2 separate regions of the Homo sapiens genome follow, and region 2 is linked to region 1. Evidence: chromatin contacts called from ENCODE Hi-C or POLR2A ChIA-PET data. All regions are on one chromosome and are shown on one strand. The core of a region is the stretch at or near the end of the contact, and the rest is flanking DNA. Distances in the headings are between cores, read along the strand shown. Region 1 holds the start of THAP11 (THAP domain containing 11). Region 2 holds the start of PDF (peptide deformylase, mitochondrial).

What was found. A loop is a pair of places that touch in the nucleus more often than their neighbours do. ChIA-PET counts read pairs that join two places held with the same protein, here RNA polymerase II (POLR2A). Pooled maps may share reads with other maps.
Region 2: a loop to region 1 is called in a map of ascending aorta, with 4 times the contacts of the local background. The contact joins the promoter of PDF here to the promoter of THAP11 in region 1. A Hi-C loop is called at or near these places in 1 of 168 maps with a recorded cell type or tissue (ascending aorta) and 10 of 50 pooled maps. POLR2A ChIA-PET finds 5 or more read pairs at or near these places in 2 of 52 experiments (B cell and activated CD4-positive, alpha-beta T cell).

Annotation. Positions count from the first base shown.
Region 1 is chr16:67,840,434-67,845,086 of GRCh38, reverse strand. It overlaps THAP11 (THAP domain containing 11), which reads right to left and starts at 2,767. Exons shown (of 1, transcript NM_020457.3): 1 at 892-2,767. The coding sequence starts at 2,532. The coding sequence ends at 1,588. All of the region lies in intron 1 of CENPT (centromere protein T), which reads left to right. RefSeq lists enhancers at 1,444-1,493, 1,934-2,093, 1,805-2,551, 3,004-3,053 and a silencer at 2,574-2,753.
Region 2 is chr16:69,328,166-69,332,818 of GRCh38, reverse strand. It overlaps PDF (peptide deformylase, mitochondrial), which reads left to right and starts at 2,231. Exons shown (of 2, transcript NM_022341.2): 1 at 2,231-2,822; 2 at 3,640-4,653. The coding sequence starts at 2,249. The coding sequence ends at 3,797. COG8 (component of oligomeric golgi complex 8) reads left to right here. Exons shown (of 6, transcript NM_032382.5): 4 at 1-105; 5 at 1,724-2,006; 6 at 3,640-4,653. The coding sequence ends at 1,980. RefSeq lists enhancers at 922-1,569, 2,218-2,865 and silencers at 1,794-2,183, 2,214-2,593.

The sequences.
Region 1 (4,653 bases), core at 1,518-4,017:
GCTGGGCGGGGTAGCTCACACCTGTAATCTCAGTACTTTGGGAGGCAGAGCAGGCGGATCACCTGAGATCAGGAGCTCGAGACCAGCCTGGCCAACATGGTGAAATCCTGTCTCTACTGAAAATACAAAAATCAGCCCGACGTGGTGGCGGGTGCCTATAATCCCAGCTACTCAGGAGGGTGAGGCAGAAGAATTGCTTGAACCTGGGAGGCAGAGGTTGCAGTGAGCTGAGATCACACCATTGCACTCCAGCCTGGGTGACAAGAGCAAAGCTCCATCTTAAAAAAAAATAAAAAAAAAAAAATAGAGGCAGGCAGCCAAGAAAATGAGTCAAGGAATCACACCTCCCAACTTCTTAATGCTCTCTGTGGATACAGCTCTGTCACACCGAAGGTGTACCAAGGCCAAGGTATCTATACAACAGTCCTTGTGCCTGAAGCAGCCCTGGCTAGCTCCAGCTGCGCTCTTACCGGTTCACAGAGTAACTGCATGCACATGCATACCAGAGGCTGTGCTAAGCCTAAGGGATGTCATGGTGAGCAAAATTCAATCCCAGCTGAGAATTGAAACCCTCAGAGGCGAACTATCACAATATAGCTTAGTTACCAGTTGGTCCTTCTTGTTGAAAGGATACAGGGAGATAATCCATGGACAAACTGGGCCCATTTGGTGCAGTTTCCAAACTCTTTAGGGTGAGCTGGGCCAGGAACTCTGTGAGGACCTTATAAGGCCAGGATCCATGTGCTTAGGGCCCATTTTTGGAAAAACTGGTCATTGAAGCATCTCTACTTTCAGGGTCAGCCTGGTCTTTCAGAAAGGCTGAGGCCTATTTCCCCATGTTTCAAGGACATTTAACTATGTTTTTGTAAAAATAAAATGGCGAGACCCAAATAAAAACCTTACTTTTTGTTTAATTTGTTTTGCCAAACAAACACAGTGAAAACTTTAGTCTGACTAATTGTACAGAAAATAGAATTTGTAACCAGTAGCAAACAAAACAGGATAAACCTAAGTCCCTGGCAAGCTGGATCTCCATCAGCAGGTCATCCAGATCCCCTTGTAAATGGCCTCCTGGGAAAATAAGTCCTAGGAGGCAGAGGCACAGATTTACCAGTCCCCATCAGAATCACAGGCTGCACCTGGGAAGGAAAAGCATGAAAAGGAGGAGAACTGATGTTACTTGAATCTCTTATCACTACACACATTAGAGTTGTCTGACTGCTGACCAACCTTAAGGTATGGTTTTCCCAAACCTATAGTCCCTGGACATCCCACCTGCATCCCTAGAGGGTAAGTTTCAAGTTCAGTGGTTCTGAAGCCTCTGCTTAACCAGAATCTGCAACAATAACTGGGGAGGAAGGGTAGACAAAGTCATAATTGCTGGTGTCACCAGGGCAGAGTCTAAGGCCCCAGCTTCCACTTCAGGAGGAAACAATTGAGGATGCCAGGTCACCAGCAAGAGAGTCCAGCTGCCTTAAGCCTCAGTACTGTCAACCAGTGCCCAGGAGTATAGAGGAGTTCAACAATGGCCTGCGGTCCCCTGGCTGGATGGGGTCTGGGAGTCCAGCAGGCTGCCGGGGCACCAGTTCACATTCCGTGCTTCTTGCGGATGACAGCCATGGCAAGCAGCCGATCCTTCTCACGCAGTTCTTCGCGCAGCTTGGCCTCAGTGAGACGCAGGTGGCGAATGCTGCCTTTCATCTCTTTCATCTTCACTTCCATCAGAGCCAGGATGTCCCGCTGCTCATTCAGCTTGCGCAGGAGCTCCTCCTCCGTGGTGCCTGACGACAAGGAGTACGAATGGTCGGAGCCAGTATCAGGGAAGCCCTCTTCCCCTACCACCACCAACTGGGGGCCCATAGGGCACTCGGCAGCCTCCAGCCCTGCGGTAGCAGCCTGTAACTCCGACGCGGCGGCCGCAGCGGCTGCGCCCTCTGCGGCTGCAAACTCCACTTGCACTGTGAGATCGATGGGCTTCACGTCTTCTCCAGTGGGAGTGATGGGCGCCGGCTGTACGGATCCCGGAGCCTGACTGCTGTCTACAGTGGCCTGAAGGGTGAGAAGCACGGCCGCGGAAGCAGATACCAGGTTCGGCTGCAGCTGGGCAGTCTGGGCAGTGGAGGCAGAGGGTGAGGACTGCTGCTGCTGCTGCTGCTGCTGCTGCTGTTGCTGCTGCTGCTGCTGTTGCTGCTGTTGCTGCTGCTGCTGCTGTTGCTGCTGCTGCCTGCGGCGGGCGGCCGCGGCCCCAGCGGGTCTGCGCGCTACTTTGCGCTCATTGACGCCGCGCAGCGGGAAGATGGTGGGGACGCGTACCGTGTAGGTCTTGCGGCCGCCCTGGAAGTGAACGCTGCAGAGACGGTGGCCTGTGGTGGGCTGGAAGGTGGAGAAGCACCCACTGACGCCGGCACGCGACACGTTCTTGAGCCAGAGGCGCCGCAACTCAGCGTCCTTTGGAAACGTGTAGAAGTGCAGCGCCTTGTCCCGGTGCGAGTTGTTGTAGCAGCCTGGCACGCAGCACGTAAAGCCAGGCATGGCTGCGCCGCGCGGCCCGGCCCGGCCCACCGGCCTCCTGCGCTCTTCGACGGCCCAGTGGCTACGCCGCCGCCCGCCCCTCGACGGGCGGCGCCGCGCGAGGCCTTGGGTGGTATCCCACCACTGCCGCTCGGCGCAGCCGGCCCGCCCGGCGCCCCGTGCCCAGAATACGCTTCCTGCCGGCCCGCGCCGCGCCGCCCGCCTGGCTGCCCGCCTGCGCTCGGGAGTGGGCCCCGGGGACGCCGCGAAGGACCGCCTGAGAAAGAGACTACGCCCCCCACAATGCCCCGCGCCAGAAGCGGCTCACTTCCGGGGCGGGTGTGTGCGGATTCCTGCCGCCTTCCAAGGCACTGCGATAGCCTCCGAAGAGCAGATTCTTTCCCCAGCCCGTCTTGTCCCCGGCGGGCGAGAGAGGCGTATTAGGTTGGAACGCTGTCGCCTGGACTGCTCCTCACGAGGACCCGAATCCTGATAGGGGCGTGGAGCGGGGCGGTGCGCGCCTCACCGGTGCGCAAGCGCGGTGGGTATATGCCCACGGAGACTACAAATCCCGTGATGCCTCGCGCTGAACTAGGCGCCTTCCCTCCGAAGCGCCGCCTAAGGGAAAGATCGAGTTACTGCGGACCAGGATTCGGGCGAGGTTGTGCTGTTTGCCAGAACCAGTTCCCCAGCCCCGAGCCCCTTTGAGTCGACGGCATTGCTGCAGCAGAGGGAGACGAAACCTGGGCCTCGGCGCCCCGAAGGGTCTCAGGAGCCCCTTTCTTTGCGTTGGGGACTCTCTCCTGATTCAGCTGCTGCCTGCGTTGACTAACTGATCTAAACAAAGTCTCCAGTAGACGCCTACTATGTGGCTGACACGGTGCCGGGAGTTTGCGGGAGTCAGACCGACTGGGCTCCTCTCTTGGAGCCTGACTACCTAGACGGATAAGCGTCTGTCTTTTGGATAATAGATCTGAATGCACGCGAATGGATGTCTACTCACAAATAGTAATCGCTCCAAAGGAATTAACAGGAGAGCAGAGAAATGGGGGGGAGGTGGTGGGGGCCAGGAATAAAAAAACGAACGAAAGCTTGGGTAGGGAGAAGTAGCCAATTCTTGTCCCAGGAACCAGTCTGTAAGGCCACATGGCAGAAAAGAGCTAGGCTCCGCCATTAAAGAGCCTGGAAAGGGGTGGCCCGGGTAGGGCCAAGCGTAGGAAAATACCAAACTGGGACATGTTAAGGATTTGGGGTTTTATTCTGCAGGCCACTGAGAGCTATTAAAGGATTTTATGGGAAAGGATTTGCATTGTAACAATACACCTCCCCCCACCTCAACTTATTTGAGGGAATCTTTTTTTTTTTTTTTTTTTTTTTTTTTTGTAAAGGAGTCTCACTGTGTCGCCAGACTGGAGTGCAATGGTGAGATCTCGGCTCACCGCAACCTCCGCCTCCTGGGTTCAAGCAATTCTCCTGCCTCAGCCTCCGGAGTAGCTGGGACTACAGGCGCATGCCACCATGCCCGGCTAATATATATATATATATATATATATATATATATATATGTATTTTGTATTTAGTAGAGACGGGGTTTCGCCATGTTTCTCAGGCTGGTCTCGAACTCGTGAGCTCAGGCAATCTGCTCGCCTCGGCCTCCCAAAGTGCTAGGATTACAGGCGTGAGCTAGGATCACGGCGCCTGGCTGGGGGAAAATGTTTTAAAGAACACAAAATGTTGTGGAAAGCCAGGGAGGGGCCAGGCAGTTCTCCAGGTGAATTACCTGCAAACTAGCCCTCCTTTGCCGAGTTCTTCCTTCTCCCAATTTTTTTTAAACTTTTACTTTAGGTTCGGGGGTACGTGTGAAGGTTTACTACATAGGTGAACTCGTGTCACCGCGATTTGTTGTACAGATTATTTCATCACCCAGGTATTAAGCCCAGTACCCAATAGTTATCTTTTCTGTTCCTCTCCCTCCTCCCGCCCCCCGCAATTAGACCCCAGTGTCTGTTGTTGTCTTCTTTGTGTTCATGAGTTCTCATCATTTAACTCACACTTGTGAGAATATGTGGTATTTGGTTTTCTGTTCCTGCATTAGTTTGCTAAGGATAATGGCCCCCAGCTCCATGCATATTCCCACAAAAG
Region 2 (4,653 bases), core at 982-3,481, 1.5 Mb before region 1:
AGCTCTTTGTCCAGTTCTGCACTGTCTTCCTGGAAGACCTTGTTCCGTATTTAAATCGCTGTCTCCAAGTCCTTTTTCCACCAGCTCAGATAGCACAGACTTTAGGTAAGAGAATGAAAATTCTGTAAACTGCCTTACTGATGTGTAATTCACATACTAAATAATTCATCCATTTGTGTAAGTCAGTGTTTTTTAGTAAATATGAATCCAATTTTAGAATATTTCCATCACTCCAAAAAGATCCTTCATGCACGTTTGTAGTCATTCCTCGACAGCATCCTTAGTCCCTGGCAACCTACTTTCTGTTGCCATAGATTTGCCTCTTCTGGACATTTCATAAAAATGGAATCATACATTATGTGGCTGTATCTGGCTAAGCGGAAGAAGCCAGTCACAAAAGAACTACATACGTATGATTCCATTTATGTGAAATATCTAGAGAAATGGTTTTTACAGTCTTTTTTTTTTTTGAGGCGGAGTCTCGCTGTGTTGCCAGGCTGGAGTGCAGTGGCACAGTCTTGGCTCACTGCAACCTCCACCTCCCGGGTTCAAGCAATTCTCCTGCCTCAGCCTCCCGAGTAGCTGGGACTACAGACTCGCACCACCACGCCCAGCTAATTTTTGTGTTTTAGTAGAGACGGGGTTTCACCATGTTGGCCAGGATGGTCTCTATCTCTTGACCTGTGATCCGCCCACCTCGGCCTCCCAAAGTGCTCGGATTACAGGCGTGAGCCACCACGCCCGTCCTAAAGTCTTTTTTCCAATTCACTTTCACGTCCTTGTCCCTTTGTGGTAGGAGAGGGGCTTGGTTGAGGCACAGCTTCCCAAAGGGCAATGGGTCAGTGCATCACACGTGCAAAGCCTGGCTGCCCTCTGCTTTTTCCCTGGTGCTGCCTGAGGTCTGGGTTCCTGCTGCAGGCACCCTACACTGCTGTTCCGTTACGTTCTGCTTCACAGTATAGCTTCCCATTCCCTGTAACAAAGGTGGTTTTTGCTGTATTAAAACATAGTAATTGATGGCTGGGCGCAGTGGCTCATGCCTGTAATCCCAGCACTTTGGGAGGCCGAGGCGGATGGATCACCTGAGGTTGGGAGTTTGAGACCAGCCTGGCCAACATAGTAACTCCGTCTCTACTAAAAATACAAAAATTAGCCTGGCATGGTGGCGGGCGCCTGTAATCCCAGCTACCACGGAGGCTGAGGCATGAGAACTGTTTGAACCTGGGAGGCAGAGGTTGCAGTGAGCAGCAATCACGCCACTGCACTCCAGCCTGGGCGACAGAGCGAGACTGTCTCAAAAAAAAAAATAGTAATGGCTCGTTTTTTTTCCCTTAAATTTCCTTTTTTTTTTTTTTTTTTTTTTTTGAGACGGAGTTTTGCTCTTGTGGCCCAGGCTGGAGTGCAATGGCGCGATCTCGGCTAACTGCAATCTCCACCTCCTAGGTTCAAGCGATTCTCCTGCCTTAGCCTTCCCAAGTAGCTGGGATTACAGGCCTGCGCCACCAAGCCCGGCTAATGTTGTATTTTTAAGAGAGATGGGATTTCTCCGTGTGGGTCAGGCTGGTCTCGAATTCCTGACCTCAGGTGATCCGCCCCCCCCTCCCCGGCCTCCCAAAGTGCTGGGATTACAGGCGTGAGCCACCGCGCCCGGCCTCCCTTAAATTTCTATATTGAGTTTTATTAGTAACTGTTTTCCATTTTGCTTTCCCCACGTCTGGGTTAGGCATTCCTCCCACTCAGCTCTCCAAGTACGGTAACCTAGGGCATGTGAACATCGGCGCCATTCAGGAGCCCCTCGCCTTTATCCTGCCAAAGAGAGAGACGCTTTTCACCCTGGATGACCAGGCGCTGGGGCCCGAGCTCACAGCTCCAGCACCAGAGCCTCCCGCCGAGGAGCCACGCCTGGAGCCCGCGGGCCCAGCCTGCCCGGAGGGAGGGCGAGCGGAGACGCAGGCCGAACCGCCCAGCGTGGGGCCCTAGCCGGCGTCCCCTGCCTCCAGAACGCGGTGCGTGAGGTTCCCGGCGCGGGGTGGCCAGGACTGCCTCGCCCTGGAAGGTCCGGGGCGGGTTCGGGAGGCGGGAAGGCGCTCCCGGGAGGAGAGCGGAAGGGGGCGGTGCTCACTGCCAGTCTAAGCAGGAAGGCGGGGATCCAGTCGCGGCTTCGCTGTGTGCTGGCCGACGGCGCTTCCCGGCGTGCCCCGCGCTGCGGCCGGAAGGGGCGGGCCGGGTCACTGTTAAGGGGGCCGCCATGGCCCGGCTGTGGGGCGCGCTGAGTCTTTGGCCACTGTGGGCGGCCGTGCCGTGGGGCGGGGCGGCAGCCGTCGGTGTCCGGGCTTGCAGCTCCACGGCCGCCCCGGACGGCGTCGAGGGCCCGGCGCTGCGGCGCTCCTATTGGCGCCACCTGAGGCGTCTGGTGCTGGGTCCTCCCGAACCGCCGTTCTCGCACGTGTGCCAAGTCGGGGACCCGGTGCTGCGCGGCGTGGCGGCCCCGGTGGAGCGGGCGCAGCTAGGCGGGCCCGAGCTGCAGCGGCTGACGCAACGGCTGGTCCAGGTGATGCGGCGGCGGCGCTGCGTGGGCCTAAGCGCGCCGCAGCTGGGGGTGCCGCGGCAGGTGCTGGCGCTGGAGCTCCCCGAGGCGCTGTGTCGGGAGTGCCCGCCCCGCCAGCGCGCGCTCCGCCAAATGGAGCCCTTCCCCCTGCGCGTGTTCGTGAACCCCAGCCTGCGAGTGCTTGACAGCCGCCTGGTCACCTTTCCCGAGGGCTGCGAGAGCGTCGCCGGCTTCCTGGCCTGCGTGCCCCGCTTCCAGGCGGTGCAGATCTCAGGTGCGGGCGGCGGGGACCGGGGCTGCTGGAGCAGCGCGCGCGTCTCTTCTGCCCGACTCCGCGAGAGCGCAGAAGTGGTCGCGGTTCATACGCCGGACCTCCCGCAGGAGCGAAGTGGGATGCGGGAGCGGAGAGGCCTCAGGACGGATAGAAGCTCCTGTGGGGTAGAGCCCGCTCAGATAGGACGCAGGGGCGAGGAGAGGTCCCCTAGTTCCGCTGTTACCTGACAGCCTGGCGTCTGCTTTCTGCTCCCTTGCTCTCTGAGGCAAACACGCTCTTCGGCCCCAGTTAGATCCGCCACGGTGGAGTTGGAGAAGTGGGGGTTAGCCCCCGCCAGCCTGACCCAGCCCAGGGGGCTAGGCCATTCCCCCGTGGTACCACAGGATGCCTCGCGGAATGCGGGCTCTGCTGGGGTCGGGGTGATTGTTCCTGCACAGCAAGCCCGTCGGTTCAAGATGGTCAGAAAAACAAGTGGGGTCTCAAGCTGCAGAACCTCTGTTAGGAGTTGGGAGCCCACAGGTACCTCAGAAGTGGGAGGAGTGTTCGGAAGGGTCGCACCGTAGAAAGATGATTTCTCATCTCAGCTCTACAGTGAGCTCGATAACCTAATTACCAGAGTTGGGAACCAGGTTGAACGCTTGGTAATGGACCGAGATGAGGGACGTTTTCCAGTTAGAAGAGGAGCTGCTGTCTACATTTGCCATCTGCTGTTGCCTCTTGTCAATGGGAACAGCCAGGACCGGGGGCAGGGGTAGGGAGGTTGAGGATGATGCAGTTCAGCTGTTCCCACTCACCAGGGCTGTAACTTCCTTTGCAGGGCTGGACCCCAATGGAGAACAGGTGGTGTGGCAGGCGAGCGGGTGGGCAGCCCGCATCATCCAGCACGAGATGGACCACCTGCAGGGCTGCCTGTTTATTGACAAAATGGACAGCAGGACGTTCACAAACGTCTATTGGATGAAGGTGAATGACTAAAGCTTTGCTACTGGGGCTGAGGATTCCGGATACCAAGACGCAAACACTTTCACTTTGAGCTGGGCAAATCTTACTTGGCATCAACTTGGATGGCTCGCATATGACAGGAAACTGGATTGCCAAGGCATGGCAGACTGAGCTGGAGGAAGATGTCAGAAATGTTTGCCCTGAAATCAGTTACGGACAAAATGTTGGCTACAACTTGAGGAGAAAAATCACCCCCAAAGGAGTGGACATTTCCTAACAATTCTGTATGGAGGAAGGTGGGGTAATTGCATTCGTCTGCAGTAGACACGAGTTCCTCGGACCTGTATAATCTCCCAAAGCCAAGGTTTGGTAATAATGTAGTCCCCAAATACCTGAAAGCTGTCTTTAAAAATGCAGGTAAGCATGTGACTGGCCATTTGTGCCGAGTTCTTATTTTTACGGAGGGCTTGTGGCCTTAGACGCCAGTTTGCTTATGGAAATGAAAGAGAATAGTCCCTGTTCAAGGATGTGTTTCATGACAGCACGAGTGTAAATGAGTGCCCACACATTTTAACAGCCTTGGGCAGGATTTTGCTGCTGAGATCCCTAGAGCAGCTGGTTCTTGGCTCATTCTTGGGGTAGAGGCCGTGGATCAGGGCTGGGGGCAGGGGTGACAATTGAGAAGTGCACTGAGCCCTTTCCTGTTAACAATTGGGCATAGAAAGCAGGATTAGTACTTCCTGGTTATACACTTATTTTGTAAAAATAGAATTAATATCACAGCAACCAATGTGTAGGTTTAAGAAAGTGGCCAGGTGCAGTGGTTCACGCCTGTAATCCCAGCACTTTGGGAGGGCGGGGCGGGTGGATCACGAGGTCAGGAGCTCAA